Regions from separate parts of the Homo sapiens genome. Here all the other regions are linked to region 1. The links are chromatin loops, found by intact Hi-C in ENCODE. Cell type or tissue: endothelial cell of umbilical vein. All regions are shown on one strand.

Region 1 (5,000 bases):
CTGTTGCCCAGGCTCGAGTGCAGAGGTGCGATCTTGGCTCACTGCAAGCTCTGCCTCCTGGGTTCATGCCATTTATCCTGCCTCAGCCTCCCAAGTAGCTGGGACCACAGGCGCCCACCACCACGCCCGACTAATTTTTTGTATTTTTAGTAGAGACGGGGTTTCACTGTGTTAGCCAGGATGGTCTCGATCTCCTGACCTTGTGATCTGCCCGCCTTGGCCTCCCAAAGTACTGGGATTACAGGCATAAGCCACCGCACCCAGCCTCCATGGGTCTTATTTCTAAACCCTCTTCCCCATGCTCTGTGCGCGCCAGCACCCATGTGTTGTTGAGGCTGGGCAGCCTGTGTGCTCTGCTGTTGACTGTCTCATGGCAGTGTGACATGGTGCAAACCTCCATGCCCCCTTTCCTGGGCGTGAGGCCAGCAAGGTGACCTGCCTGTGGGATGTGGTAAGGACCCAGGTGGGTCACCGCTGTCCCCTGGCCTGGCATGATGGGAGCCTGTGCCTGCAGATCTTGCCCAGTGGGGTACCCCGCCACTGCAGGTCACTTTACCTCCTCACCCCCAGATTTCTCATCCTGAAAATCTGAGTACCCCTGTTGTCACATCTGTAAACTCCAGAGGGTCGTTATAAAAATCAGTATCCTTGATGAATGCTTGCTGTCAGCATTTCTGCCTTTGTTAGCTTACTGTCTTTGTGCCATCACCATCATTTTATCAAAGAAACCCAAAGCAAACCAGGATGAGAAAATGAGGCTGCACGTGTTGACGGGGTTGGTCACATTCATGCTTGGAAATTTCTTTGCCTTATGTCACTCACTGCTGCCAAGCATTGTCTGATTTTGGCTACAATTTTTTCCCTTATTTTTTCTGGTTACCTCATGTTTCTTTTATTCCAAATGCCCATGCTCCTGCAGACTCCCAGAGCCTTGATGTTGGCCCAATTTGACCTTCACTCTTATCAGTCAGGGAATTGCAAGGAATTACCCCTTTGCCCTTAGAAAGGAAAGAAAAGCTGAGGAGCGGAAGTCGCTGACTTGATGTTTTTTCCCCTGTATATTTATACATCTTGTACTTGCAGACCAACTAGTTCATGCACGCACTAGCCATTGTAATTGGTGTCGAGGCCCCATTTCTGAAGTCATAGCCTTTTGGGGTTTCCTGAGTCACCTAAAGCAAGACAGTGACTGATCTTGTTCATAGAAACAGAAGAGGTTTCTTGACTCTCCTGTAGCCCTCATTTCATGGAGTTAGGCCTGTAGTGTCTGTGTGTGTGTGTGTGGTATAGGACATGTGTGTGGGTGGTGTGGTGTGTGGTCTGTGTGTAGTGTGTGGTGTATGTGTGGTATGGTATGAGTGGGGTATGGTGTGTGTGTGATACATGGTGTGTGCTGTGTGATGTGTGTGTAATGTGTTGGTGTGTGTGTGGTGTTTGTGTGTATGGTGTGTTTGTGTGGTGCGTGGTGTGTGGTGTGTGCGATGTGTGTGTGGTGGGTGGGTATGTGCTGTGTGGTGTGTGTATATTGTGTGTGATGCTGTGTGGTGTGTTTGTGTGGTGTGAGTGTGGTGTGGTGTGAGTGTGTGGTGTGTGTTTGTGTGGTAGGTATTTGTCCTAATGCTCTCCCTCCCCTTGCCCCCCAGCCCCTGACAGGCCCCGAAAAACACTCACTCTTAAGGGATTCTAAGAGATCTGTCATGTAATTCAAACAAATGGCTCGACTAGTTCCCTTGAGGCACATGATGCCTCAGAGACTGTGTTTGAGCCATCAGTATCATCCTGTTCCCCGACAGTCACAGTTAACTAAGAGGAAGCCAGGTACCTCTGTGAAAATGGTGCTGATTCTGTGCCAGGGCCTGGGGACCTGCCTCCTCACAACACCAGGAAAAAGAGCCTCCCTTGTATTTAAATTATCTCCCCCTTCCATTTTTTTTATTTGAAAAGACCTCTGAAATCTCAAGGAAAATTAGCTTTGCAGCACTATCCTTGGCGCCTCTGTGAGTGGAGGACACACCTGTTGGGGATGTGTTTCTCACCTTCTGAGACAGAAAATTACTTCTCAAGGGCCAACTATGTCCCAGGAACCAGGGCTGGTGTTTTCTGTGTGTAGCACTTGGAAGTTATCCTGTTGTGGGGGTGTCTGGGAGGGTCTCGGAACTTGGTGGGTGCCAGGGCTATCTAACCTTGTGTGGGCCCAGAGTGGTGGGCAGTCTCACAGCTGTGGACTGTGGGGCGCACGTGGTGGACAGAGGTTAGGTTCGTCCTTTCCTTAATTTTATTTGCCCGCTAGATCATTGCAGAAATCCTCTAAGTCTGATCTGGTCTGGTCTGTATGATTCCAAAGTTGTCCCCTTTTCTATTATTGTTATTTTTTATTTTTTCATTTCTCTGGCCTTTGGAAGACAAGCATAGTTGAGAGTAGGCAAGGAAATCCTTGGAATTATTCAACAGTTTGAGGCCTTTGACCTAGTGACCATCTTCATCTTCAAAATAACAGCTTTTCACCTCCCTGCACACTTTCCTCAACTATAAATATTGTCCTCGTCTGCCCTCTGGTGGCGGCTTCTTGGGCATCAAGAACCAGGCTTGTAAAAATTGGGTGAAACTATCCAGTTTTATCTTTGTAGAAACCTTGCTTAAGATAAAGTAGATATCCTCTAGACTTTATAGACATCCAAGACAGGTAAAAAAGAGAATTCTAAAGAGCTGAATGCATTTTTCAGGGGAAAGAACAAAGGCGAACACCTTTAGCAGCTGGTTACCAAGCATTTAGCTAATACAGGGCGGCCCTTTCTAGAATGACAGTCCTGGCAGCAGCCCCGTGAAGTAGGTCTGTGTCGTTCCTCTCAAACAGAGAAGGAGACTGACACAGAGAGGCAAGGTGACTGCCTGTGTCTAGAAGAAGTGGATGTAGAGCCTGCCCTTCTCCTTAGCACAGCAGCCTATATGGAGCTGGGAACTTGGCAACGGTTCCCATTGCCCTGTCGCTGGGAATGGGCATGGAGGAGAAACCCAAATCACACCATCCATTTCTGGCTGAATCAAGACCAGAACCCAGGAAACCCGCACCTTAGTTCAGGACTATTTCACTCGCTGCACTTGATCTTTCTCAAGTCGATTGGTGCCAGACACAGATACCTCAGGACCCAAGGAGCTACAGGCTGAAAGGGAATGACCAGGGACCAGATGATGACCCACGATGATCTCTGCTGACAAACATGAGAGCAGCAGACAGCTGTCAAGGCCTAGGGAGTCCAGAGGGAAAGTCACCAGCTGTGCCAAGGGGCAGAGCTTTGGGGCTGACTTCAGCTGCAGCTTGAGCTCTGGAGGCACACCTGTAGAGAGCTTTGAAGGAAGGTGCCATAGAATTGGCATCGGCTTTGGGTGTGCTGAGAACCAGGTTTAAACGTTGGCTCTGCCTCTCACTGATGGTGTGAGCTTCGCTGAGTTAATTTGTTTTGCTGGGCCTTCATGATCCCATCTGCATTAGGCTATTCTTGCATTGCTATAAAGAAATACCTGAGACTGAGAAAGGAAGTTTAATTGGCTCACGGTTCTGCAGCCAGTACAGGAAGCATAATGCTGGCGTCTGCTACTGGGGAGGCCTCAGGAAGCTTACAATCATGGTGGAAGGTGAAGGGGGAGCAGGTGCATCACATGGCGACAGCAGGAGCAAGAGGAGGGGAGGAGATACCACACACTTTTAAATGACCAGATCTCGGAGAACTCACAAAGACAGCACCAAGCCATGAGAGATCTGCCCCCGTGATCCAAACACCTCCCACCAGGCCTCACCTCTAGCACTGGGGATTACAATTCAACATGAGATTTGCACAGGGACAAATACCAAAATGATACCAGCATCTGAAAAAGTAACTGCACGGAACCTCTCAAGTCTGTTGTGGAAATAAACAGGGAGGATGCCATGCAGTGCCTACTCTGTGTCTGCGCTGGCATCTCTCCCCAGGGTCATGGGTTCCATGCTGTTCTTTTCTGCAGCATGCCAGATCCCCATGGGCTGGAAGAATGTGCTCTTAGGGCTGTGAGTGAGCAGCAGGAATGGGGATGATGAGGCAGGAAGAGAGGAGGAGGAAGAGGAGCCCTGGAAGCTGCCAGACCTTGCCCTGGAAGGTCAGCTCTGTGCATCTGGGCAGGAAGCCCTGGAGGCAGCAGGAAGAGAGATGGATCTGTTCGGAGGCTGTTTTAGTAGTCAGATGGGAACTATATTTCAGTTAATCTTCTAAAACAGACCCTGAGTTTGGGAAATATGAAGTGAAAAGAACCATAGATGCGAGTCTTTTTGTTCATATGGCAGCCAATTTTGTACTTAATACTTTTGTGGCAGAAATATGGATATGGATGGAAGAGTGGTCACAGGATGTCTGTGATTAAACGATTGTACTTAATTTAATTTTCCTCTGGTTATTTTCTTTCCCTTAGGTGTCTCCAGGCTGCCTGCTGCCTTTCCTTTGGTGGTGAGCTGTCTGTGAGCACTGACAAGAGCTGGGGTCTTCATCTGTGCAGCTGTAGCCCTCCTGGAGGTGGATTGTGGGTCGGTAAGGCCTTGGGGAAGGAGGCATGGCCACCATGATAAGAATGTTGCTTTATTTCCCTGGTATAAACAGGACATCTTCCACATGGGAATTTCATTTTCTGCTTTTAAGAAACAGAAGGAAGGTCAGAGTGATCTTAAACCTGCTGTTTTGCAAGTGCCTCTAACTTAAATAGTCCACATGCCAGGATGGTACACACACATATATATATATATATATATATATATATATATATTTTTTTTTTTTTTTTTTTGAGACGGAGTCTCACTCTGTCACCCAGGCTGGAGTGCAGTGGCATGATCTTGGCTCACTGCAAGCTCTGCCTCCTGGGTTCACGCCATTCTCCTGCCTCAGCCTCCTGAGTAGCTGGGACTACAGGCGTCCGCCACCACGCCCAGCTAATTTTTTGTATTTTTGGTAGAGACAGGGTTTCACCGTGTTAGCCAG
Region 2 (5,000 bases), 90 kb before region 1:
AGAGAACAGTGTGTCTTCTACCTTCTTCTCATTACTGGAAGCTGTGGACAGGCACTGAACTCGAATCTGGTTGGCCATTTGTAAATGCATACAAAGGAGGCACTCAGAGAATGAGGGCCTGGATCAGTAAGAACCATTTGTGACCACCTCACACACACGCACGCGCGCGCACACACACACACACACACAGAGGGTTAAAGGGACTAAGAGTTATCTCAGCTTTTATCATGCAAAAAATTGTTGGCACTTGTACAATATCAGTCATTTACTATCCTATAGATTTTTTATATATATATATAGCCTTCCCTGCCTTCTCATTTGCCATATATTAGTACTCTTATTTAATCAGTGAGGAAACACAGTCTGTGACAGTCTATGAGATGAACTGAAGATCCCCCAGCTCTTCTGGTCTCTAAGGCACAAGGCAGTGTGTTATATGTTCACATACCCGCAGGGGCACAGGCTCCTGCTTTAGGCTGCTGTGGCCTCACAGAACAGCTGTGGAGCCACTTACGAAGTGTGTGACCTTGGGCAAATTACTCCAAACTCTATAAAATGGGGGTAATGTTACCTTGTAGCATTGTTATGAGGTTAAATGAGTTAGTGTATATTAATACAAAGCACTTAGAACAGTGCCTGGCAGTTGTTAGTGTTCCTTACTGCTGTTCATACAGACAAGGTCACTAGAAGGCACCCAGAAGTCACATAAAGGCTCCAGAGCCTACTGGGAAAAGGCAAATCAGCCAGGCCTTCTGTGCTGTCCCCTTTCCAATCCCCAGCATGGCCACACTATCTTCAATAGTGGTCACAAGGTAGAGCTCTGGGCTAGCAGCATGTTTAGAGTATGAAGAAGGGTCACATTTGGTTCACTTCTGAGCAAATGTGCTGGCTCCAGGGTGCCGACCAGCTGCAACTCAGCTGTCCCAGCTGATCCCCAGGACCCTCTTCTCTACCCTCCTACAGCCTTTCACAAATAAAAAAGCAATAGCAAAAGGAAAAAAAAAAAACCCAGAAGACAGCATCTCAAGACTTCTTCTTCCTTCCCCTCTCCTCCACTTCAAACCCTGGCACATAAGAAGACATGAACCTCACTGAATTCCTTTTCCTGTATCCAGACACTAAACCCAGAATGTATATTTAACTTGCTTGGGGTCTAAAGTAGGAGCAAGGGCTAGGGATTCAGTGAAATTCCTAGGGGATTCTGCTAGAGAAGAAACTTCCCAGGTCAACATTCAGGAACGCAGTTGTGAGAATTGTATAGGGTTGAACTATGACAAAGAAAATTTCCAAGGGATCCTGTTGCTCCAGATTGAACCAAGATAGGTAGCCTTGGTTCTCTCTTGTTGAAAATAAAGAAAAACAAGACTCCCCCCACTCATATTTAAGTCTTGATTTCACACTCAGGCACAGGAGCAGTTTGTGGCTTTCTTTGACTTGTTAGTTTTATCACTTGGTCCTCCATCGTTCACACCCCCCTCCAGCCCACATAGAGGACGTTGGGTCCACAGCGTGTCTAGCAAGCAGAGTGCACGCACCCAGCTCTTTCTGGCCGGGACGCGCTCAGGGCGCACTCACCGCAGGGAGCGTAGCGGTGCGTGGCGCCCTGAAGTTCCTTGCTTGTGTTCCTCATGGTCAGGCGCTGCACGCTGCGGGAAAAGACAGATGCTGCCGGACCTGGTGTTCGCGGGTGCGCTGGACGCTGCCTGCTTGACCAGTTGCCAGGAGCTGCAGCTGCAAAAGCAAAATCCGCGCGCCCGCTCTGGGTCGGTCTGTACGCCTCGCCCTGACACGCCTGCAGGCGCCTTACGATCGCCTAGCGCTGGCACTTCCATGCAGGGTATACAGCAGGGGGCATGTCCACGCCAGGTAAACAGAAGGGAGCACATCACGCCGGTATACAGCAGGAACACACGCACGCCGGGTAGACAGCAGGGCACGTCCACACAGGGTACACAGCAGGGACGTACGCACTCCGGGTACACAGCAGGGGCACATTCACGCGGGGTATTCAGCAGAGACACGTGCGTGCGGGGCACACAGAGGGGGCACGTCACGCCGGGTATCCAGTACAGGCACGTCCACGCCAGGGACACAGCAAGTACAGAGAGGATAAGCAACAGGTAACCAAGGGGCCGCGGGACTTGGGCAGGCTTGGAGATCCCGCCCTGTGCTCATCCCAACCCGGCGACAAGGTGGTCCCCTCCCTCCAGCCCCGGCGCGCACTGCCCGCACTGCGAGCTCCGCACAGTGGACAAGGCCCGGGACCACAGTGGGCGCCCCCATTGTCCTCCAGCCCGCTCAGGCTCACCAGCTCCCCGCGGGTCTCCGTGGGTGCTGCCCGCGGCGCCCGGCGTTGGAGTTTTTACACGGCTGGCTGGCTGCAGCCAACCAAACCCAAACTCCCAGCGCGCCGCGGAACCACAACATCGGCGTCGCCAGGGCAACGGCTGAACGGCCAACCGGCGGGCGCGGCTGGAGCACTGTCAGCCAATAGGGGAAGCCTGAGGGGGAGCGGTGGGCCAATCAGGGCAGGAAGCGGAGCGCGGGCGCCGCCTGTCAACTGCCCGTAGCCCAGAGCCGGACCAGGGCAGGGCAGCGCAGCGATGCCACGGGGAACCGGGCGGGACGCAGCGGGGGTGGGAGCAGGGCCTTACTGTTGCAGGGGTGTGGGGGCGTGGGGACGTGGGGACGTGGACGCAGGAAGAGAGTCAGGCCTCAGTCCTCCTCATGCCGCTCTGGCTGGGAACCACAGTTACTGTAGAGCGGTCCAGAAAAATTGGGGACATGCATCACGTTTTCCAAATAAGTATAACTGTCTCACCCTAAAAACACAACAAAACAAAACACCCCACCAGTATACAAAAATAAAACATAAAAAGAATTTACTAATGAGATGCAGGAGTAATGATTCACTTAGTAAAGGAATCCTTAATTTTAGACAAATTTGCTTGCAAATTTCTCATCTAATGCATTTTTTTCAAGACTAATAAGTATTTGGAAATTGTGTGTCGATAATAAAATTATCATGTGAACATTCTTCCTTATATCTTATTTTTTGAGAATATTTCTGTTTTATAAGTTGAGAGACTTTTTTTAAAGCTCTTAACCATATTTATATGGAATCGCGTTTAGAACTCCAAACACTTGGCTTAAGTGTAAACTTGTTGCCTGCCTGGATTTTGAGATCTACAGAAAGTACAATGAGTATATTACCAATGGTGCTTCATGGGAATGAAGATTATCTATCTGGCATATGCTTGGTGAGGCCAATAGACACCAACAGCTATGGCGCAGTTCAGTAGGAGACACTTTTGATACCCAGAAAGCCCTATACAACCCTGGCAAAAATAATAAGGGCTACTTACCCGGTGGTAACCGCTTGTGAGAGTTTGAGGGGATAAGTTGATACAGAGAACATTCAAAGAAATCCTGTTGTTCCAACGACTGCAGCAACAGTTAGCAGCCTTGGTTTTCTCTTGTTGAAAATTTTTTTTTAAATCAAGACTTTTCATAATGGTGGGTATTTGACAACTTGAACTGAACATGAGTCTGTTTCTGTTACACGAGTATAGCCTTAGAAATCTAGCAGGAGACAGGTAATATCAGAATTGGTTAAAGAGAAGATAGTTTTTGTGCAGGAATTAACTCTAATTCTGTGGTTTATCCTGCTCTAATATAATATCATAATGAATTCTAAGCATCTTCAGTGGTCCAGTCATGAGTAATCAAGACTTCATACTGCAATGTCAAATGTTTGTTCCACTGCATATACACGCTCTTAGGTTATTGCCAAGCATGACAAATGCTTTTGTTTGTGCAAGTCACAGCATCCTCTAGCTACGGGATTGTATGGTCAAGAGAAGTTTATTTATTTATTTAGAGACAGAGCCTTGCTCTTGCTCTGTCGCCCAGGCTGGAGTGCAGTGGGGTGATCTTGGCTCACTGCCACCTCCACCTCCTGGGTTCAAGCAATTCTCCTGTCTCAGCCTCCGGTGTAGCTGGGATTACAGGCACGTGCTACCACGCCTGGCTAATTTTTGTATTTTTAGTACACATGGGGTTTTGCCATGTTGGCCAGGCTGGTCTCATACTCCTGACCTCGTGATCCACCTGCCTCGGCCTCACAAAGTGCTGGGATTACAGGCATGGGCCACCGTGCCTAGTCAAGAAGGTTATTCTTTTTTTTTTAATTGATCATAATAACTGGAGCTGTCATGACCAAAGAGCATCTCTATTCTCCATTGGATTAACAAAAAAGTACAGCATTCATCCAAGTTGATAACCTTCTTGACTGGCTGAAATCATAAGTTCAGTGATAATGAAGTGTTATCATTCCTTAGAAGAAACTTTTTATTTTATTTTTATTTTATTTTTTTTGAGACAGGATATTGCTCTGTCATCCAGGCTGAAAGGCATTAGTGTGATCATGGCTCAGCGAAGCTTTGAACTCTTAAGCTCAGGAGATCCTCCCACCTTAGCTTCCTGAGTAATTAGGAGTCCAGGCCCACAGCACCACATCTAGCTAATTTTTAAATTTTTTTTAGAGACAATGGTCTTGCTATGTTGCCCAGGCTGGTCTCCAACTCCTGGCCTCAAGGAATGTTCCTGCCTCAGCCTCCCAAAGCACTGGGGCTCTAGGCATGAGCCACCACACCTAGCCAACTTTTGACTTTTGCAGTGTGATTGAAATTACAAATATTTGCAAACCAGATCAGACAAGAATGTAGGTAATGATGCCATGGAAATTAAAACATGATACAAGAATAATTTATTTATAATAAGAATATCTCAATGTTTTTATTTTCTATACTTTATGACATAATCATCTTTCTACCACATAATCGGCCTCAGTATTTAGAAAGATCCAACATTCTCTGACATATATTTTCACTTTATGCCTAATTTTTTCACTTTACTTGTAGATATGCAGATAATCTCCTGCTTATGAGCATTTTGAGAAGAGGAAAAATGTATTTGAGTACAAATTCTGATTTTTCAAA
Region 3 (5,000 bases), 680 kb after region 1:
CAGGATTATTCTCAAGCCTTAAGATTAAGTGCTGTTTACCCTGTTGGGTCTTGAACTTACTTAGGACATGTTATTCCTTTCTTTCCTATCTCTTCCCTTCAGAATGGGAAGGTCTATCCTATGCCTGTTCCATCATTGCATTTTGGAAGCACATAACTTGTTTGTTTCACAGTTCACAGGTGGACAGCAATGTGCCTCAGGATAAAATATACCTTGGAGTCTCACCCTTATCTGATTTGGATAATATTTATAGATGAGACTCTGGACTTTAGACTTTGTAGTTGATGCTGGAACAAGTTAAGACTTTTGGAGAAATTGAAATGAAATGAATGTATTTTGCATGTGAGGAGGATATTAATTTGGGGGGGCCAGAGTTGGAATGCCATGGTTGGAATGTTTGTGTCTCTTTAAAGTTTATGTGTTGAAACCTAATACTCAATGCGATGGCATTGAAAGATAGGGCCTTTGGGAGGTAATTGGGTCATGAGGGCAGAGACTTTATGACTGGGATTAGTGGCCTTATAAAAGAGGCCCAAGGGAACTTGTTTGCCTCTTCCACTATGTGAAGACACAGCTAGAAGGAGCCATCTATGAGGAATGGGCCCTCACCAGACACTAAATCTGCTGACATCTTGATCTTGGCCTTCTCACCCGCCACAACTGTGAGAAAAAATGTTTGCATTTTATAATTCTATAATATTCTTGTTATAGCAGCCCAAACAGACTAAGACAAATGACTAGACAACAAGTCAGAAAGGATGCAGAAGAACTGAACAACACAAGCAACCAACAGAATCTAATTGGTATGTAGAATGCTCCACAGAATAGTAGAATTATGCATTTTTTAAGCACTCATGGAATACTCACCAAGATAGGTCATGTTCTCAGCCACGAAAAAAATCTCAACAAATTTTAAAAAATGGATATCATCCAGAGCATGTTCTCTGATCATAATGGAATAAAAGTTAAATTTAATAATAATAAGATTAACAATTTCTCATTACTTAGAAATTAAACAACACTCTTCTAAATAACCCATCAAAGAAGTCTCAAAAATAATTTTTTTAAAACATAGAACAGAATGAATTCTGTAGAAAATAAAACATATCACAATCCATGGGATGCAGCTAATGTAGTGCTGAGAGGGAAATTTATAGCACTAAATGCTTACACTAGAAATGAGGAAAGGTCTCAAATCAGTAACAGATGTGGCTTGGGTTGGGTTGGAGCAGTGAGTTTCAGCATCTCTCCCTGCCTTCTGCAGCCTGATTGACTCAGCCCATAGTACTAGAAGCACTGTGATCTTTTGGTGTTGCATGGTGCCTCAGGCAGACCTATTCTTAAGTACATGTAAGGCACCTCTTGAGGAGGCCCTGAGATACCTGGGGCCCACTTTAAAAGGACTGAGTTGAGACCTGGTGGTCTAGGTGTTATCAGTGGCTACACTCAACAACACGGATGAAACTTAGACATAACCACAGGCCAAAAAAGCCAGACCTGTCATAGAGTACTTATTATCAAATTTCATTTATATGGATATCACAATCAGACAAAACTAACCTGTGGCAGTAGAGGGCAGGATGGCAGTTCTTGGGGAGGAAAGAGACAGTGCTGTTTGGGAGGGAATATTAGAGGGGCTTTTGAGGCACTGATGCTGTTCTGTTTTTTTTTTTTTTTTTTTTTTTTCATTTGGGTGTATTCACTGTGAAAATTAATGGAGCTTTTTCCTTATTATTTGTGTACTTTCCTCTATGTCTAACTTCCAAGTTTATTATTATTTTATAAGTTAACGTGGCTTCATTTTTTTCCCCTAAAGGCTGATGAAGTTGCAGGCATTCAGTTTTCACTGGGAATGTCCTCCAGACGGATGTGTAAGAAGGCCAGGGTCAGGCTTCAGGAGCACCTAGGCAGGTTCACACTTGACACCTGTCACTCGTCACTCACCCGCCAGCCCACTGCCTGGTCAACGTAAGGCTGTCTCCTTGCGGAGACTGGCTCAGCACTGAAGTAATGGAGCTGTCTTTCTGTCTGTCTGGCTTGTGGTTTAGAGCAGGAAAGATGGAGGTGAGGAAAATGTCAATCAAACTGTCTCTTTTGCAAAGAACAGAGCAAGCCCTGCCACGTGCTTGGGTCAGAGTAGAATGAATATGGAGAAGTGCCTCCTCCTTGGGGAGATTCTGCATGGTTTCCCAGGCCGTATCGACTCTCCTGGATTCCTGTGCCACATTCAGCCGATTAGGACAGCACAGCAGACATTGGTTGAGTGCCTACTGCTTGCAGAACGCAATGTCTGCACTTCCCATGTTAGCTATGGTTTATGTATTCAAGCTTCCCTCTACTGAAGAAAGCCCAAGGAATGTCCAACCCAGGAACAAACCAGAGTGGTCATGGGTCAAAGCATCCTTCCTGCCATCTGGGCCAAGATATAGGACTCAAAGCTTAAGTCACGTGAACCACCCTGTGTGTCATGAGTTGATAAGTCTATAAACAGCCTCGCCCTGGCGCCATGAGGGGTGGCTTATGATTAACTTGTTAGAGCTGCAATGGCAGCTCCACACTGAAGGGCTCAAGAAGAGTGAGGTGACCTTAGCTGCCTGGAAATGAGCTGTTGAAGGCGGCTGAGGTTCTCCCTGACAGGAGGGGCCCTGCTGACGGGACGTTTCTTCTCCAGGGGTCACATAGCAGCTGGCCCATCCCCATTTTACAGATCATGAAGGTCAGGGTCAGAAAAGTTTAGTGATTTGGCTATGGTCGGGAGACAGGCAAAGAAAAATATGAAGAATTTTTTCTTCTATGGTCCCCTTTACCCCCTGCTTTTCTCTTTGCTTTAATTTCTTTGTATAGAGGCATCCAGCCAACTAGCACAGAATGTTGCGAAAACTTGGCCCACGGGATTCCAGAGCCTGTGTCCTCTGCTATGGCACGGAGAGGACTTCTGTGCACACACGTCCCCAGTGAGCCATTTCCCCTGAGTGGTTCCCTCTTTCTGCCCTTTGCCCTGCATTTTCACAGAAAGGTTTGAGCTCAATTTACAACCTCAGTGGGCCAGGGACTGTAGTGAATGAAGGGAGTGACTGAGAGCATTGTGGGGCAGTCCTGCCCCCTGGTGGGCAGCGTCACTTACTACAGAAGGCCGTATTTTAAAACTTTATTTGCAAAGATGAGGGCTGCATATGTTAGTGGCTAGGTTCAAAATGGAAAGCTAGTGAAATGGAAAATTTAGTGGTTAGAAATGTGGATGCTGGAGCCACGTTGCCTGGCTTCAAATCTTGGCTCTGCCTTGTATACACTCTAGTACAATGACAAGTTATTTAGCTTCTCCCATTTGTCAAATGGGAAAAGCAATCAGGCTTACATGCCAAGATTGTGGTGAGAATCAGATGAGTTAGTACACATTAAGTGATTCAGATGTTGCCTGGCAAGGAATCTTCACTAAATAATATCTAGATAGAGTTACCTTTAAAAATTATTGAATAGGATTTTCTGTAATCCCCATGAAGTCATTTGACAGGATTTGTGGATGTTCAGCATCTCAAACTGTGAAACATTGAGACCCATTTCCCATATGACTAGTTTATCCTCTGTAATAGTGATCACACAGGACAGGGGTTGGTAAGCTTTTCAAAGGGTCAAGGTGAACTCCTCGTACTGCTGGGGCCGAGGCTGCCCCCATCTTCACGTGACTGATGCATTGGTCTGGGGGTCTCCCGTCTCAGTGCACATAACAGCTCACATCATCACTATGGTAAGTTCCTTCAGGCAGGACAGTGCAGACCCTTCTCCCTTTCCTACTATGCAACTTCCTCACCCCCCTTTGTGCTCCCCACCCACATTTCAGCCATCTTTACCATCTGTCTATAACTATAAAGAAATACCAGGAGATAAAACAAAAGAAATTTCCTTTATGAGGTGATGAAAATCTTCTAAAATTGATTGCAGTGATGGTGGATATACTAAAAACCATTGAATCGTACACTTCAAATATGTGAATTGCACAGTATGTGCATTATGTCTCAATAAAGCTATTATAAAAGAATCTAAAAGGAGACTAAAGACAAACTCAAGAGGCCTCAGTGTATGGGCCATCATCCTTAGATCTCTGCACACAGATTGCTGGGGGAACAATGGCCTTACAGTGCCAAAGTGGCTATGGTCTTGAGACATGTCATTTTCGAGACCTAGACTTGGGAATCAACGTGAAAATAAACTTCATTGGCTAGGCGCGGTGGCTCACGATTGTAATCCCAGCACTTTGGGAGGCCGAGGCTGGGGTATCACCTGAGGTCTGGAGTTTGAGACCAGCCTGGCCAACGTGGTGAAACCCCATCTCTATTAAAAATACACACACACAAAAAAATCAGCCAGAGTGGTGGCAAGTGCCTGTAATCCCAGCTACTTGGGAGGCTGAGGCAGGAGAATCGCTTGAACCCAGGAGGTGGAGGTTGCAGTGAGCTGAGGTCGCACCATGGACTTAAGCCTGGGAAGCAGAGCAAGACTCTGTCTCAAAATAATAATAATAATAATAATAATAATAAAAGCAAAAAGAAAATAAACTTTATCCATCAAACACTCTTCTGGCTGGTGCCAATTTCAAGAACTATAAGCACCCTGTAGTGGATGAGCCTATATGATGGCACCACCTCAATCCCTTCATCTGTGACATGGTATCACTTGGCAGCCTTAGCAGCAAAGTATGCAAAAAAAGAACTGAGTGGTAGGGGTAGGAGAACTGAGAGATAGGAGGAGAATTTGGGGACAGACAAACCTCCCAGGCATAATGGGGGCCTCTGAGTGAAGTGGCTGGTTCTCCAAAAGATCTGGGTTTAGCTTCCCAACTTTACCTTAGATAAGAAATGTAACCCAGCAGATAGGAATGCAAAGGGGACTCGTAGATGGGCGTTGCTGCTCCAAGCCAGTCAGGGAGAAGACCAGAGTATTTTTGGTCATCATTCAGTCATCGTCTGGGAACTGGGGAGCAATAGACCTTGATCACAGAAGAG
Region 4 (5,000 bases), 210 kb before region 1:
TAAAACTTTCACAGAATCCCTCCACCAAATGGACCAGCTTGCCTCGTCTTTACTAACACCATCTGCCTTCCCTCCTGACACAATGGCTTGACTCACTTTGTCCCTACCTAAAGACAGCTCCCCCCTGCTGCACTGGCTGCATCTCGTACCCTTTGCAGGATCATCAGTTTTACACCCTTTAATGAGCACACAAACACGCTAAGATTGCTACCATACAATAAAAATCAGTTCCTCCAAGTACTGCACTGTATCTTTATTAACATCAGAATTCTTCAAAATAATTGTCAATCTTCTGTCATTGCTTCTCCACCTTTTAGCTAAGATCAAGTGTATATTGTTTCTGTCCACAACTCTTTATTCTATCCACCTTAAATCCATGGCTGTCAAGCTCTGTCCTTACCACTCCACTGACTTTTCTTCTGTGATCTCCATGCTCCATGTTTCCACATATAAGAGCCGGACCAAAGCTAACCTCTTCCTGCGTGACCCCAGCAGTGGTGTTTGGCACAGTACTTCATTCTTCCTCACCATTTTATCTTACCTCCCCTCCCACCTCTCTGGCCCAACCTTCTCAGTCTCTATCATTTCCTCCTCCTCTTTCCATCCTCTGAACTTCAGAGTGTCCTGGACTCAGCGTTTGCCAGTTTCTCCTCTCACCCACACCTCAGCCAAGCTCATGGCTTTAAATACCATACCACTCATGCACTCACTGCTCCCAAATTTGTACACAGGTCTGATCTCTCCCCTTACCAACATTCACGATGTTGGATGGTCCTGAGCAATCCGCCACATCTCCCTGTCTCACTGCTGAACTCTACTGAAATGCCCACATTTAAATTTGGGCTCCTGTCTCTAGGGCCACAGGCCCTTTGTTGCTATGACCTCTCATCCTGACCATGAGACCTCTCTCCCCCTTTTCTCAGAGACATAGAGAACCCTCAGCTGTTCTTTGACATCCCTGGTACCAAGAGTAACTCCGTGGGACTATCTCTGCCTCAATGACCCCCTGTCATCTCTATTCTACCACTCTCATGCCATGAGAGCACAGATTCCCTGGAAGGCTTTTACCGCCCAGGTCTTCAGGTGGAAGTGGAGCACTAGCCTCCTCTACACTCAGGTCCCAAGTGCTATTTGGGGCTGTGTTGTCTCCACCTTGGAGATAACATGGTAGGGGAGAAGAGATGGGTACAGGGTCCCTCTTAAAACTATTTCCATTCAGTTTTTCCTAATAGTCTCATCCATTTGTATTTTAGACAAATTTATCTAGACTCCTAGAGAGTAAATTTTTTAAAATTTGATAAATATTCTTCCAAATTATCCTGCCTTATATCTGGACCATGACCTTTTTACTTCAAAGCCAAGATTTAAGGTTCTGTTTCCAGTTAGGATGGATTAAGACCATCCCACCCTATCTCCCACTTACTGCAACTAATATGTCTTAAAATAGTATAGAAAAAAGTTATTGAAGAATGTTGAAAAGTAAATAGAAGCAGAGAGACTGCACAGAGAAATCAAACTCAGCAAATAACCCAGATGGCAGTAAATTTTTTTCCCTTTTTCTTAAAATTTGGTTCCTCTCATATTGCCTTACATAGAGTTTGGGGCAACCGAAATCCTGGAATTGTGACATATGGAAAAGGCTCCAAGGGAGAGAAAAAATAAAAACACACACTCTTACACTCACCAGAGAACCTACAAAAGAGTCCCTGCAGTATGGAGCTCTGTCGCGTCTCCCAACCCTAGTTCCGGTGAACACCCATAACAAATCTGGACTCCTGCAGTGGTGGCAGTGGTGATAGCAGCCCCGCAGCCTCCATGACTTGCTGCTTTGCCCTGAAGTGCACGCTGTCATAGGAAGCATGCAACAGCACAGAAACGCTAAAGTACCAGCTTCCTAACTAGGGCACCAGGAAAGAGTGACCCTAAGAATTGCTATGTGTGAGGAACATCACAGAGTAGAAGGAGCTAAAGACGAGAGCCTTTAGATCAATGTGTAAAGTCCTGAGATCATCCGTGAGCTATGGAATGGACAAGAATCAACATAGCAAAGACTTTGAGAACTAAACTACAACATTGAACACTCTCCAGGACCCAGACTGGCCCCTAGGTGGCACACATGTAAAGCAGACAAAATAGCACTGCAACAGCTTTGAAATTAAATTAACATTGAATGCACAGCCTAAAGAAAATGGGTCAAGACTTGCAGAGCAAAGCCAACTAAGTTAACTGCCTGTTAAAATAAAGCAAAACAGGCTGGGCACTGTGGCTCACACCTGTAATCTCAGCACTTTGGGAGGCCAAGGCAGGTGGATTGCTTGAGCTCAGGAGTTTGAGGCCAGCCTAGGAAACATGATGAAACCCCATCTTTACAAAAGCAAAAGCAAAACAAAACAAAACAAAAAAATAGCAAGGTGTGGTGGCACACACCTGAAGTTCCAGCTACTTGGGGGCCACTGAGGTGGATCAACTGATGCCAGGAGGTCAAGGCTGCAGTGAGCAGAGATAGCACCACTGCACTCCAGCCTGGGCTACAGAGTGAGACCCTGTCTCAAAAAAAAAAAAAAAAAAAATCAACATTCCCCCAGAAGATTTTATTAGGACCCAAAATCTTGTAACATAATATTCAAAATATCCAAGAGAGAATCCACAATTATCCAACATACATAAGAGCCAGGAAAACCTTTTTTAAAATTCTCAGAGGAAAAGGCAATTAACAGATGGCAATCCCAAGATAACAGAGATGTTGAAATTATTAGATAAATATTTTAAAGCAATTATAACCATGCTCCATTAGGTGACAGCAAACACTCTTGAAACAATTACACTAATTCCTGGCAAAGAATTAGTGGCTATAAAAAAAGAACCAAATGGAAAATTACGGAAATGAAATATAAAATAACAGAAATAAAAAATTCCCTGGAGAGGCTCAATAACTGAATGTATATGAAAATTAAAGAATCGGGAAGCTAGAAGATAGAGCAATAAAAATCATCTAATATGAACAACAGAGGGAAAAAGATGATTGAGAAAAAAAAGCATAGCCTGAGGAATGTATGAAACCATACCAAAGACTCTAACATTCTGATCAATGATGAGCCTGAAGAAGAGGAGAAAGATATTAGCACAGAAAAAAAAAAAAAAAAACAATAAAGAATACAGTGATGCAAAACAAAAAGAATAATTCATGAAAGAAAAAATTATAATTTGAATTTTTCAAATTCAAACATGAAGAGACATATCAGTGAAGAAGATACACATTAGCAAATAAGACCATGAAAAGATGTCCAACATCACTAGCCATCAGGGAAATACAAATTAAAATCAAGCTGGGATATCACTACACAAGTCTTAAAACAACTAAAATAAAAATTAATGTAAATACCAAACGGTAGCAAGGATGCAGTTAAATTAGATATCTCATACATTGCTGGTGAGATGACTAAATGGTATGCCCACTCCAGAAATAGTTTGGTAGTTGCTTTAAAAATTGAGCATACAGGCCAGGTACAGTGGCTCACGTCTGTAATCCCAGCACTTTGGGTGGATTACCTGAGGTCAGGAGTTCAAGACCAGCCTGACCAACATAGTAAAACCCTGTCTCTACTAAAAATACAAAAATTAGCTGGGTGTGGTGGCACGTGCTTGTAGTCCCAACTACTCAGGAGGCTGAGGCAGGAGAATCACTTGAACCTGGGAGGCAAAGGTTGCAGTGAGCTGAGAGTGCACTGCACTCCAGCTTGGGCAACAGAGTCTCAAAAAAAAAAAAAATTGAACATACAGGCCAGGAGTGATGGCTCACACCTATAATCCCAGCACTTTGGGAGGCCAAGGTGGGCAGATCGCTTAAGCTCAGGAGTTTGAGACCAGCCTGGACAACATGGCAAAATCCTGTCTCTAAAAAAAAAAAAAAAAAATTAACTGAGTGTGGTGGCAGATGCCTGTGGTCCCAGCTACTCAGGAGGCTGAAGTGGGAGGATTGCTTGAGCCCAAGAAGTTGAGGCTGCAGCGAGCTGAGATCACACCACAGCACTCAAACCTGGGCAACAGAATGAGATGTTGTCTCAAAAATAATAATAATAAAAATGAAAACTGAACATACCCTTACCATATAATCCAGCAATCATATTCGTGAGCACTTATTTAAACAATGAAAACATGTTCACACAAGATCCTGTACATGAATGTTCACAGAAACTTTATTAGTAATAGTGCAAAACTGGAAACAACCAAAATTTCCTTCAATAGGTGAATGATTAAGCAACCTGTCTCCATACCAATGAAAATGAATGGATGGCCGGACACAGTGGATCACGCCTGTAATCCCAGCACTTTGGGAGGCCAACATGGCCAGATCACCTGAGATCAGGAGTTCAAGACCTGCCTGGCCAACATATTGAAATCCTGCTTCTATTAAAAATACAAAAATTAGCCAGGCATGGTGGGCGCCTATAATCCCAGCTGCTTGAGAGGCTAAGGCAAGAGATTCACTTGATCCCAGGAGACGGAGGTTGCAGTGAGCCGAGATCATACCACTGCACTCCAGTCTGGGCAAGAGAGTGAGACTCTGTCTCCAAAAAAAATAAAAAATAAAAATAAAGGAAATGAACAGACTATTGATACATGCAACCTAGATGAATCTCAAGGATATTACTGAATGAAAAATGTCAATCTCAAAAAGTCACATACTATATAATTCCATTTATATGACAGTCTTAAAATGACAAGAGTATTAAGACGAAGCACATATTAGTGGTTGCCAGGGATTAGGAATGGGGGTGTTGCACATGACTAAAAAGGGCTAGCGTAAGGGAGATGTTTGAGGTGATAGAATAGTTCTGTATCCTGATTGCAGTTAGATGAATCTGCATGTGTGATAAAAGCGCACAGAACTGTACATGCACATTGTGCTAATGTCAGTTTTCTGATTTTGGTATTATGCTACAGTTACATATGATATAACCACTGGGAGAAACTGCAGGAAAGTTACATGGGATCCCTCC
Region 5 (5,000 bases), 310 kb before region 1:
CCAGCTACTTGGGAGGCAAAGTCAGGAGAATCACTTGAGCCTGGAAGCAAAGGTTGCAGTGAGGTGAGATTGCACCATTGCACTAGAAATCAGTTAAGAAGATGCAACAACCAGGTAAATCCCTAATAATGCAAGAAAATGTCACACTCATTGTGAAATTTTGTGACATTTTTCTCATTCACTCTTCATCCCCTTCATGGCACAATATGCCACTGTCAGGAAGATGTGTATCAATTTCAAGTTCCTCCCTCAGTATACAAGGGAAAAAATAGAACTTGCTGGCAATATTTGGCTTGCCTAGGGGCTGCCGAAGTGACTGGTTTCTGTCTTGCCTGATGTAGAGCACAGATGAGAAAAGTGGCATAGTTTGGATGCCAGGTTGGAGGCCACTGAAAGCAGCAGTCAGTCACTGTGGCATGTTAGAGCTGCAGGGAGTCTGCAGACCTGCAGGCGGCTAGGAGTAATCAATTATGGACATAGGAATACAATAAACATCCAAGGCTTTTGAGATGAACCAGGAGACTGAATAATACATTTTAAAGCAGATAGTATGTATGCAGGGAAGTGGAATAAAAACACACACTTAGGCTTAGGGAATACACATCTTCAGAAAAGATTTAAAAGACCCTGAGCCTTTAAAACATTTTGGGCAATGAAGGTCTTCCCCTGCACAAAGCCATGCTACAAAAGCTGGGGGAAGTGGAAATTTTTTTCAAGTGTCCAAATCTCAAGAGAACGTATCAAGACATACCAAAATAAAACAGAGTAACATGAATGATTCAAAGGAACCAGATAAATCTCCAGAGATTGTCCGCTAAAGAAATGCAGGCCTCTGACTTACTTGATAAATAAATTAAAACAACTACCTTAAATATGGCCAATGAACTCAAAGAAAACACAGTGAAAAACACAAAACTAAATCTAGAAAATGGTTTATAAACAAAGTGGAATATTAGCAAAGAGAGAGAGATTACAGTCATATACCACATAATGATGCTTGGTCCCGTAAGATTATAATCGTATATTTTTACCTTACCTTTCTGTTATATAGGCTTAAATACACAAATACTTACTATCATGTTACAATTGCCTACAGTATTCAGTAGAATAACCTGTATATGTTTGTGGCCTAGGAACAATAGGCTAACCGTATACTCCAGGTATGTAGTAAGCTATACCATCTAGGTTTGTGTAAATATACTCTATGATGTTTGAACAATGGAAAAATTGCCTAACAATGCATTTCTCAGAACGCATCCACATTATTAAGTGATGCATGGCTGTATTTACAAAGAACCCGACAGAAATTCTGGAGCTAAAAAATAGAATAACTGAATTTAGAAATTCAGGCAAAAGAAAGAACCCACAAACTTAAAGATGGGCCATGTGAAACAATCAAATCAGAGGAGCAAAGAAAAAAAAATGAACACAGCCCAAGGAACTTATGAGACACCATCAAGCCAACCAATGTACACATGCAGAAGACGAGAAAAAGAGAAAGGGGCAGAGAGTGTATTTAAAGAATTAACGGCTGAAAACACCCCACATTTGAAAACTAAATGGATATACAAATGCAAGAAGTTAAAAAACTTCAAGTAGCATAAACCCAAAGAGACCCATACGAAGCCACCTCATAATGAAACTATTGAAAGTCAAAGACAAAGTGAGAATCTTAAAAGCAGCAAAAGAAAAATGACTCATAACATACAATGGAGCTTTTATAAGATTACCAACTGACTTCTCTTACATGCCAGAAGGCAGTTGAATGACATATTAAAATGTGTGAAATATACCTAGAGCTCGGCATAGAGGAAAATTTATTGTCTTAAAAGTACCTATTAGAAAATAAGAAAATCTGAAAGTCAAGAACAAGAAAAAGAACAACAATCACACTAAATTTACTAGAAGAAAGAAAATAATAAAGATAAAAAATAAATTAATAAAATAATATACATATTTAGTAAAAATATTTTTTTTAAATTCCGTTTCTTAATAAGACTAGTTATATTTCTGTGACAGTGCAAGCCTTTTCACAGAGATCAGCCCCCAGCAAGGGTCTGTCCAAAGAAAGTAGAGTGGTTAAGCTTACAGGATCCAGAGTGAGACTTCCTGGATTTGCATTCTTGACTTTGATGCTTAATACTTTTGAGACCTATGCTAGGAATAAAATCTTTCTGAGCCTCAATTTTCTCATCTGAAAATGAAATCATAATGGTACCTATCTCACAGGTTGAATGAGGATTAAACAAGATAATCATAGAAAGCACAATAAATATTTGCAATTATCAGTATCATTGAGACTTCTGAACCACAAGCCTGTTGCCACTATTGCATATCACTCTCTGTAGCCTGTTTCTGAAAAGAGTCAAAAGTGGGCAATAATAAGTGATAATGAGGACAGGTAGTATAGGAGAAAGTTAAAGTGTAGGATGAGTACTCAACCCAGAAGAACATGGCCAACTCATTGGAGAAGTTACCATCAACCCAATACTGCTGCTATACAGAAGAGTTTTATAGTGTAATCTGTAGAAAATGCAAAGGCCCATCTTACCATATGTGGATTTGATACTGAGAGCTACAGAGGGAGTATCTCTGGCAGCCTCTAAAAGTAGCAGTTTAAAAAACAGCATGAAATAAGAAAAGGCAAGGTCGTAATAGCCACAGAAAAGGAATGAGAAACTCCCATTTCCTGTCCAAGTCCCTGACGTCCAAGATGCAGGCTTTCTAAGGAGAAGCTGATAACCCCACTGTGATGGAGCAGTGTCATGGCATGCTGGAAAACCAGGGCAGAAGATAATTCCCAAGGAGAGATGGAAATAGACAACCAGCTCTAGAGTAAAAAAGCAGAGGTCAGAAGTGCAAGTTTTACATGCTGGCATCTTTCCAAAAAGTAGATCTCTGGGGAACAGGAGGACTCCCTGTGAATCATACAGTTATGAGTTTGTAATATTTATATTTTAGGGAATTTTTGGTTTTATGAAGCTGATAAGGAAAGAGGTGAGCCATTAACATAATAAAAACATACATATATATTTGGTCTAGGCCATTGTTTCCTGACAGGCACATAGCTGCTAAGACCCTTGGAATGTAGGAAGTGGTGTCTTTTTGTAGGCTAATGAATGACTGGTGACTAGAGGCGCTGGATAGCCCCAGAATGGGGGCTGATTGTCAGGGGAACCAACCCTGTAATTAGAAGGTTGGAACTTTCAGGTTCTCCCTCCTCCCATTCCCTTACCTGCCTTCTAACCTCTAGGTAGGGGAGAGAGGGATGGAAGTTGAGTCAATCACTAATGTCCAGTGATTTAATATATCATGCCTACATAAGGAAACTTCCATAAAAACCCAAAAGGACAGTGTTCAGAGTGCTCATAGGTTGATGAGGACATGGAGGTGCTGGGAGGGTGATAGGCCTGGAGAGGGCATAGAAGCTCCATGCCCCCACATACCTCACCCTATGCATTTCTTCCATCTACTGTTCCTAAATTATATCTGCTTAATAAACCAGTAACCTAGGAAGTAAGCTGTTTTTCTGCATTCTGTGACTTGTACCAGCAAATTACTGAACACAACGAGGGGTTCATGGGAATCCTGATTTATACCCAATTGATCAGAAGTGAGAAGGGAAGCCTGGACTTGGGGTTGGCGTCTGAAGTAGGGGCAATCTTGTGGGACTGAGCCCTTAACCTGCAGGATCTGATGCTAATTCCAGGCAGACAGTGCGAGAATTGAATCGAATTGTAGGACACCCAGTTAGTGTCAATGGAGAAGTGGAGAATTGCTTGTTGTGGAACAAATCCACACATATGGTCACAGCAGTGTTGGAAGTGTTGAGTGTGTGTATAGAGAAAAACAGTTTGTGTTTTCTTCTATAGGTTCATGGGGAGTTGTCCCCAGTGTGAGCATCAATCTTAATGCTAAGTAAAGTGAGAAGGGCCACAACAGAAAATCTGGACTCTTGTGAGTAGGATCATGACTAGTCTGCATATAGAAGTATTTATCACCCAAACCAGGACAGTCTTGAGAGTAAAAGCAGTCACTATTATAAATTTTGCAGGAACAATGTAGCTCAGTCAAACCAGGACTTCTGGTAAGTCTTGTCATAATTGATGAGAAAAAATTATATGAAGTAATCACAATGCCAAATTGTGCTTGGAGAGCCACCCATTTTAAGCCCCGCTTTGTTAAATAGGATGGACTCTCAGGAAATTATGTCACCTCACTAAAAGGGGAAAGCATCCCCCATTCCTGTAGTTTAGGCTACTGACTTACCCAATAGTCTGTTCTGGAAACTCTCTTGCATATTTACATATTGGGCCACTTCGCAAGTCTTCCTGATAAACTTTTTGAAGGCTTTCCAATAATATGCTTGTTCCAGGAAAAATTGTGTTTTTTCAAGTGTATGAAATATCCTGCAATCAAAAAGAATCCAGAGAAAATTAAAATTTAAAAATGATCTTGCAGATGACAGATCATTATAAATTTTTCTAAAAACAAATATATGCAAATGCATGGCAGTCCACTTATGTAAGGAAATAGAATCTTTCAAATAGTTCTACTAATTTTTTAAGTTTGTTTACAAACTCCTCTACCTCGATTTGAAAAATAAGGAAAAGCAATTTATGAGAATACATAAAATATAAGACAATAAATCAAGAAGGACAAAAAAAGAGGAAAATTAAAGGCCATAACAGGAAGTGAACTTAAATATTAAGAAAATATATATTCCCTATTTGACATATTTGACGAAGAACATCCTAGCAGTCAAGGAAAATGGAAATTGATCACACATATAATTCACAGAGTCATAAAATAAAATCAAGGCGAATTTTCTGTAGAGTTACAGCTCCCAAGAGAAGCTTCCCATTTGTACTTAGTGCACAATTTCTGAGTAATTAACAAGAACTTCCATCACATGCATACCTTGGACTTACCAGGGATCCTCAATTTCTAATGAAAGATTAAGTCAGTGGTTAAACATTAAGGGAACTCTTTCATATTTT
Region 6 (5,000 bases), 170 kb before region 1:
ACATAACTGGGGCTTTCTCTCTCCTAGACTGGACATGGAAAGGCCTACCACTGGCGGGTTGGCTTTATTTCCATAACACACATGTTCATTTCATTTCTGTATGGCAGTCATGATTTTACCCTTTTTAAAATTTTCTTCCTACAAAACATTCACTGAAAGAGACCCTAAAGGAGAACTCTTACCAGCCCCCACCCCACCCCACCGCAGCACAGACTACGCTGGGATGCCAAGGACTGACATTCATACCTGTGTTCTCCTCTCCTTGTGAAGTCCAGAGAACTGAGTGCTACTCTTTTCCTAGTAAGTAAACTTCTGCATGGCTGTGCATGTATGACAATGTGTGCATGAATGTGCATGGAAACGCACAGGTGTGTATGTGTGCACATATGTGAATAACACACTGTGGCCGCACAGTCCCAACCCTCACACAGACCTGAGCCCAGGCTGTGTCCTCATCTGGCATTTGGGGATAACACAGATGGGGAGAGGGCCAGGCAGGATCGCTGATGGAAGTTCCACACAAGGGGCCTGACAACGATGGCTCAATACATATTAGCTATTATTAAAAGCTCACATCTGCAGAGCTGATCCTACTCCATGAAAATCGGTCAGAAATCACTCTCCTTCATGTACGTGGTAACTGAAAAACTACTAAGCACCAGCAGAGCAGTACTATTTTCTTATACTAGCACTGCTTCCTTATTTTATAAGTTGAGCCTAATGTCTGGGTGGTGATTAATGAGATGATATTCTACTATTACATACATACCAAGGAGTACTGAAATATGAGTAAGCTGCAATGGAACCCAGAAGCCCTGATGTGAAAGTCATTCCTAACCTAGGAAACAGAACATCTTTGATGTCCTTGGGGGTCCCCCCTCCTCCCAAATGCACCCTGCCTCCCAACAGAGGAAACTCCTGATCTCAATTGGGGTTTCTCAATCCCTGGTGGAGTTTTTTCCCCTAGTCTTACAATGAAATGCACGTAATCCTAAACAACATATTGTTTAGTTTTGTCCATTTTCAAACTTTATATAAATGGAATCATGTTGTAGGTACTATTCTACAATTTGCTTTTTTCACTTAGAATGTTACCTGAGATGGTTCTGTACTGATGGTGAAGGTGTCTGCATTTATTTTCACTGTTTTTCATCATCTGAGCACACCAAACTCATTGCATTTGTTCTCTGGCACATGGATATTTGGGGACTTCTGGCTTTTGTTACCGAGGCCTTTGCAATTATGAACATTCCTGTCCATGTTTCCTGGGCCACATGAGTTCTCTCCATGCAAGCCCAGGAGCAGGAGTGGAATTACCGGATAATACAATATATGATGGACACCTGGCTTTAAAACGTGGCTTAGTGCTAGGCTTAAGGATAAAGGTATAGGAGACGCACAGCTCATGCTCTAACATATTCCACTGTCCCTATTGTCATTTATAAAGACAAACCATCATCTCATTGTTTCTGGTCAAGGTGGCATTGTCACCGCTGTGATGAGACTGGACCGCGAGGAGGCAGCAGGAGGAGCGTGGCCACCTCTGCAATTGACACCAAAGCCCAACCTTTTATGTGAGAGCGTGGCAGGCTTCCTGAGGTAAACTCTTGACTAACTCACTAGTGACGTGCTGATTTTCCAATTTACAAAGGGCTGGATAATTATTAACATTTTTTTTTCACATTAGTGGGAGGCATTCTGAGCATATCACTTAAGGACTGCACTAGAGGAAAACATGGAGTGAACTCGCTGACAACGATTTTTGAAATCCAGGGTAATTAGTTCCATCAGAACAATCCCAATTACATTCCTAATTCTCTCTGCCTTGCTGAAAGCACCGAAAGTGAACCATGTTGGTGTCATTATATTCCTGCTCAGAAGAGTCTTTATCACCAGCGCTGGGAATGGAGGAGGGGTTGAGGAAGGGGCCAGTGCCCAGGTTGTGGGAAGCCCCCACAAGGGGACCAAGCCAATGATACCAGCGTGGCACAAGGGCCTGAAAGTCAAAGAGTGGCCAGTGCGGGGTGAGGAAGGGGACCAAGTTTCTGGTCGTCTCCCGAGGAATTCAAGTAACACTCATGTGAGGACATTTATAACGTCAGCTCCAGAGACATCTTGGTAGCCAAATGAGGAAAGAAAATAACTTTCATCTGAGGAATTTGAGACCTTTCAAATTATTACAGCCAGAGAGACATTAAAATGGGACAATAAGCCAAACACAGTGGCTCACGTCTCTAATCACAATGCTTTGGGAAGCCTAGGTGGGAGGGGCGCTTGAACCTAGGAGGTCAAGACCAGCCCGGGCAACACACAAGACCCCATCTCTGCAAAAAAATACAAAAATTAGCCAGGTTGTGGTGGCGTGCACCTGTATTCCCAGCCACTCAGAAGGATGAGGTGGGAGGATTGCTTGAGCCCAGGAGGTCAAGGCTGCAGTGAGCTGTGATTGCACCACTGCACTCCAGCCTGGGTGACAGAGCAAGACCTTGTCTCAAGAAAAAGACATCAATCACTCCCCCTTTTTAACTATGTATTCATCTCTTGGAACTGCTTGCTATTGCCACAAGTAGCTATAAATTAACTTAATAATGCCACACTGAATACTAGAACCCACACTCTATGGCTTAACAATGTGTAGCCATTGATCAATATCATTTCTGTAAACCAATGAGAATTCCTGGCAGACAGCTGTGTATCAGCCCATTCCCTGTCCCTTTTACCTTTAAAAATCCACTTGTAAGTGCTGCTAATCAGAGTGTTCATTCAGGGGAACTTGAATCTATGTTCTTGGGTTGCAGTCTTCAAGCTTGGACCCAGTTACTTCTCTACTTTTACCAATTTTGCCTCAGCTTCTTCCTTTTAGGCCGACATAAACTAATCCAACAAGTTCATGTTTACTCAATCAGAACAAGATGTGTTGTTCAACCGGCATTTCCTGCGTGTCAGGGGGTATAGAGTTCACCTGTAAGGTCAGGGATGTCGCCCGATTAGATCAACAGAGATCCACCTGGGGGTGGCTGATGTGCACTACCTCACATAGCCAGCAGAGGGCAGTGCAGTGCCAATAGCTGCAGCTTGGCCATTGACACCTGTAGAAAGAATCTCATGTTCAGAAGTCATTTTACCTTCTGCCTTGTCCCGGAGGAGGGTGCTCAGGCCACAGGCTCTGTGACAGCTCCCCCAGCGAGACAGACTTCCAGGCAGTGCAGAGACAAAACACCTCAAAAACAAACTAGCCCTTTTCTTACTAATAGCAGCCTCCTCTTTAGCCTTAAATTCTATTTCTGTGTGGTTTTTTTTCTCTGCTTTATCAAAGATGTCCTCCTAGGAAGTGGCGGGCCCACCTGGCCACACTTGCCTGGGTTGAGGTGTGAAAGAAATTAACCTGCAAGTCCCCTACTGCCTGGGGCAATGGTCCGCACCTGCATCCTCAGCCTGCCCCAGAGCCTGGTGATAAACATCATCTGGTTGGTCAGAGGATAGAAAGGCTATCCCACACTGGGTCCTGCACCCACAGGGGCATGGTGACATCCAGTTGAAGTCTGGGGGCACTTGGTAATTTGGAGACAGATGAGCGCACAATAGTAGCAAGTCCAGCCCCTGCAGCTCGTGCTGGAGTGAGAAGCCAGGAGCAGAGCCTTTAGCATGCTGCCCTGGGTGCACAGATGACTGCACAGCCACATCCCAGGACCCTGAAGTCTCCTTGAGGGTTCCAATTTCTCCTGGACAGCTTCAACAAAGGGACCAAGAAGTGCTGAGGGAGAAATGGAAGGAGACTCACTCTCCACCCTAAGCAAATCTGTATTACAGACCCTAGAGCTTGAGAAGGTGGAAGGGAAGGAAGTTTTTGATTGGGACAAGGATCTCTCTTGCTCTTAGCACTTAGAAGGGCATGTGGGCTCAGTAGATGCTGAATGACCCTCATTTTGGGTTGAATCTCAGAATCACAGGGAAGGCACATTAAAGAGTGCACAGACCACACACATGCACCCACACCAAGGTCCCCACACACCTCCCTGGCCACTCCAAGTCACACAGCAAACTGCTAAGCAGAGCCCCTGAGCATGGGAGTGTCCCTCAGAGCCCACCAGGAAATAAGCCCATCTCAAGGACAGGAAACAATAAATACCAGAAAGTGGCCACACTGATGTGGGGAGAGTTGAGAAGTCAGCCAGGAGCCTGGGCAACCCACAAGCCAGTGAAGACCCAAGACCCAGCTGCCCCTGAGCTGGGGACCTAGGCCTGCCCAAGTAGCTGCTGCCAGACTCACCCGAGACAGACAGAGGGGCCACCCTGGATTCTCCCCTCCACTATAAGGTGCAACCGAGAAGGAAGCTAAGAGACACGGAGTCTAGGAATGTCAGTGTGAGGCCAGGAATGAATGCAAGGCTGACAAGCCATGGACAGAAACAATAGGACAAGCTGTCTTGAGCCCAGGTGTCCCGTTTCCCATCCCTAGGTACTTGGATCAAGACACTAGCATTGTGGACAATGGGTGGGAGGATTACTGTCGTGTGATTAAGCTGGTGTGGATGGTTTTGGGAATGTGTGTGACTATAATTTGGAAACTGTGTATATGCCTGTTTAGGTACGCATTATTTCTCAAACACCCCTGCTGTCTGCTTCATTGGTTTTCAGTCATCTCTCATTGCAAGTGGTGCATGGAATTTTTTTAATGTATCAGGAAATTAGTTTCCTGGCACTATTGTCAGATTTCTTGTTTAGTGACATGAAATCTGACTACCATTAGAATTTTAAAGTCTGAAAAATTTCCCTAGAAATAGTACAAAAATTTGGTAGAATGTTCTTGAAGAAACCCCAAATCAGGCTAACATCATTGAAAATGCTCCAATGAAACTTCAAAAGGAAGAACATCTCCCATGCGGTTAATCCAAGATTCTCTGTCTCTTAATCGCGATCTGATTTTCTAGATTCTTGTGTAAAGTGTGCTCAAAGTCCACACAACAGGGGATTTTGGACAATGCTTTTAATGGCAAGTC

What was found. A loop is a pair of places that touch in the nucleus more often than their neighbours do. Peaks named below come from ENCODE experiments on the same cell type or tissue, not always from the same donor. Only the 100,000 strongest peaks of a DNase experiment are listed, where the experiment ranks them.
Region 2: it touches region 1 in a loop (2.7-fold over the local background); 2 of 110 quality-filtered maps call a loop at or near these places.
Region 3: a loop joins it to region 1, with 7 times the contacts of the local background. A loop is called at or near these places in 18 of 110 quality-filtered maps.
Region 4: it touches region 1 in a loop (20-fold over the local background); 24 of 110 quality-filtered maps call a loop at or near these places.
Region 5: it touches region 1 in a loop (11-fold over the local background); 2 of 110 quality-filtered maps call a loop at or near these places.
Region 6: a loop joins it to region 1, with 23 times the contacts of the local background. A loop is called at or near these places in 94 of 110 quality-filtered maps.

The regions. Positions count from the first base shown.
Region 1 is chr7:47,942,952-47,947,951 of GRCh38, reverse strand. It overlaps PKD1L1 (polycystin 1 like 1, transient receptor potential channel interacting), which reads left to right. Exons shown (of 57, transcript NM_138295.5): 2 at 4,441-4,556. Among named protein-coding and RNA genes, the nearest start is that of PKD1L1, 3.0 kb to the left of the region's middle. In endothelial cell of umbilical vein, a CTCF peak has its summit at 2,565 (motif pointing left); DNase peaks (open chromatin) are centred at 991, 1,791 and 2,511; H3K27ac peaks cover 4,040 bases.
Region 2 is chr7:48,032,939-48,037,938 of GRCh38, reverse strand. It overlaps C7orf57 (chromosome 7 open reading frame 57), which reads right to left and starts at 2,396. Exons shown (of 9, transcript NM_001100159.3): 1 at 2,309-2,396; 2 at 1,576-1,731. The coding sequence starts at 1,630. It also overlaps a transcript of SUN3 not described here. RefSeq lists a silencer at 2,238-2,517. In endothelial cell of umbilical vein, no CTCF peak of the experiment used is centred here; a DNase peak (open chromatin) is centred at 2,478; H3K4me3 peaks cover 932 bases; H3K27me3 peaks cover 1,633 bases.
Region 3 is chr7:47,264,519-47,269,518 of GRCh38, reverse strand. No RefSeq gene overlaps it. Among named protein-coding and RNA genes, the nearest start is that of SNORD151, 200 kb to the left of the region's middle. In endothelial cell of umbilical vein, a CTCF peak has its summit at 3,105 (motif pointing left); a DNase peak (open chromatin) is centred at 3,098.
Region 4 is chr7:48,152,076-48,157,075 of GRCh38, reverse strand. No RefSeq gene overlaps it. Among named protein-coding and RNA genes, the nearest start is that of ABCA13, 17 kb to the left of the region's middle. In endothelial cell of umbilical vein, a CTCF peak has its summit at 2,096 (motif pointing right); a DNase peak (open chromatin) is centred at 2,105.
Region 5 is chr7:48,248,621-48,253,620 of GRCh38, reverse strand. It overlaps ABCA13 (ATP binding cassette subfamily A member 13), which reads right to left. Exons shown (of 62, transcript NM_152701.5): 15 at 4,270-4,409. Among named protein-coding and RNA genes, the nearest start is that of ABCA13, 80 kb to the right of the region's middle. In endothelial cell of umbilical vein, no CTCF peak of the experiment used is centred here; a DNase peak (open chromatin) is centred at 2,890; H3K27ac peaks cover 2,006 bases.
Region 6 is chr7:48,108,392-48,113,391 of GRCh38, reverse strand. It overlaps UPP1 (uridine phosphorylase 1), which reads right to left. Exons shown (of 9, transcript NM_003364.4): 9 at 4,656-5,000. It overlaps LOC105375271 (a long non-coding RNA gene), which reads left to right. Exons shown (of 4, transcript XR_927253.3): 2 at 160-300; 3 at 1,479-1,599; 4 at 1,688-2,217. Among named protein-coding and RNA genes, the nearest start is that of UPP1, 22 kb to the right of the region's middle. In endothelial cell of umbilical vein, a CTCF peak has its summit at 3,033 (motif pointing right); a DNase peak (open chromatin) is centred at 3,041.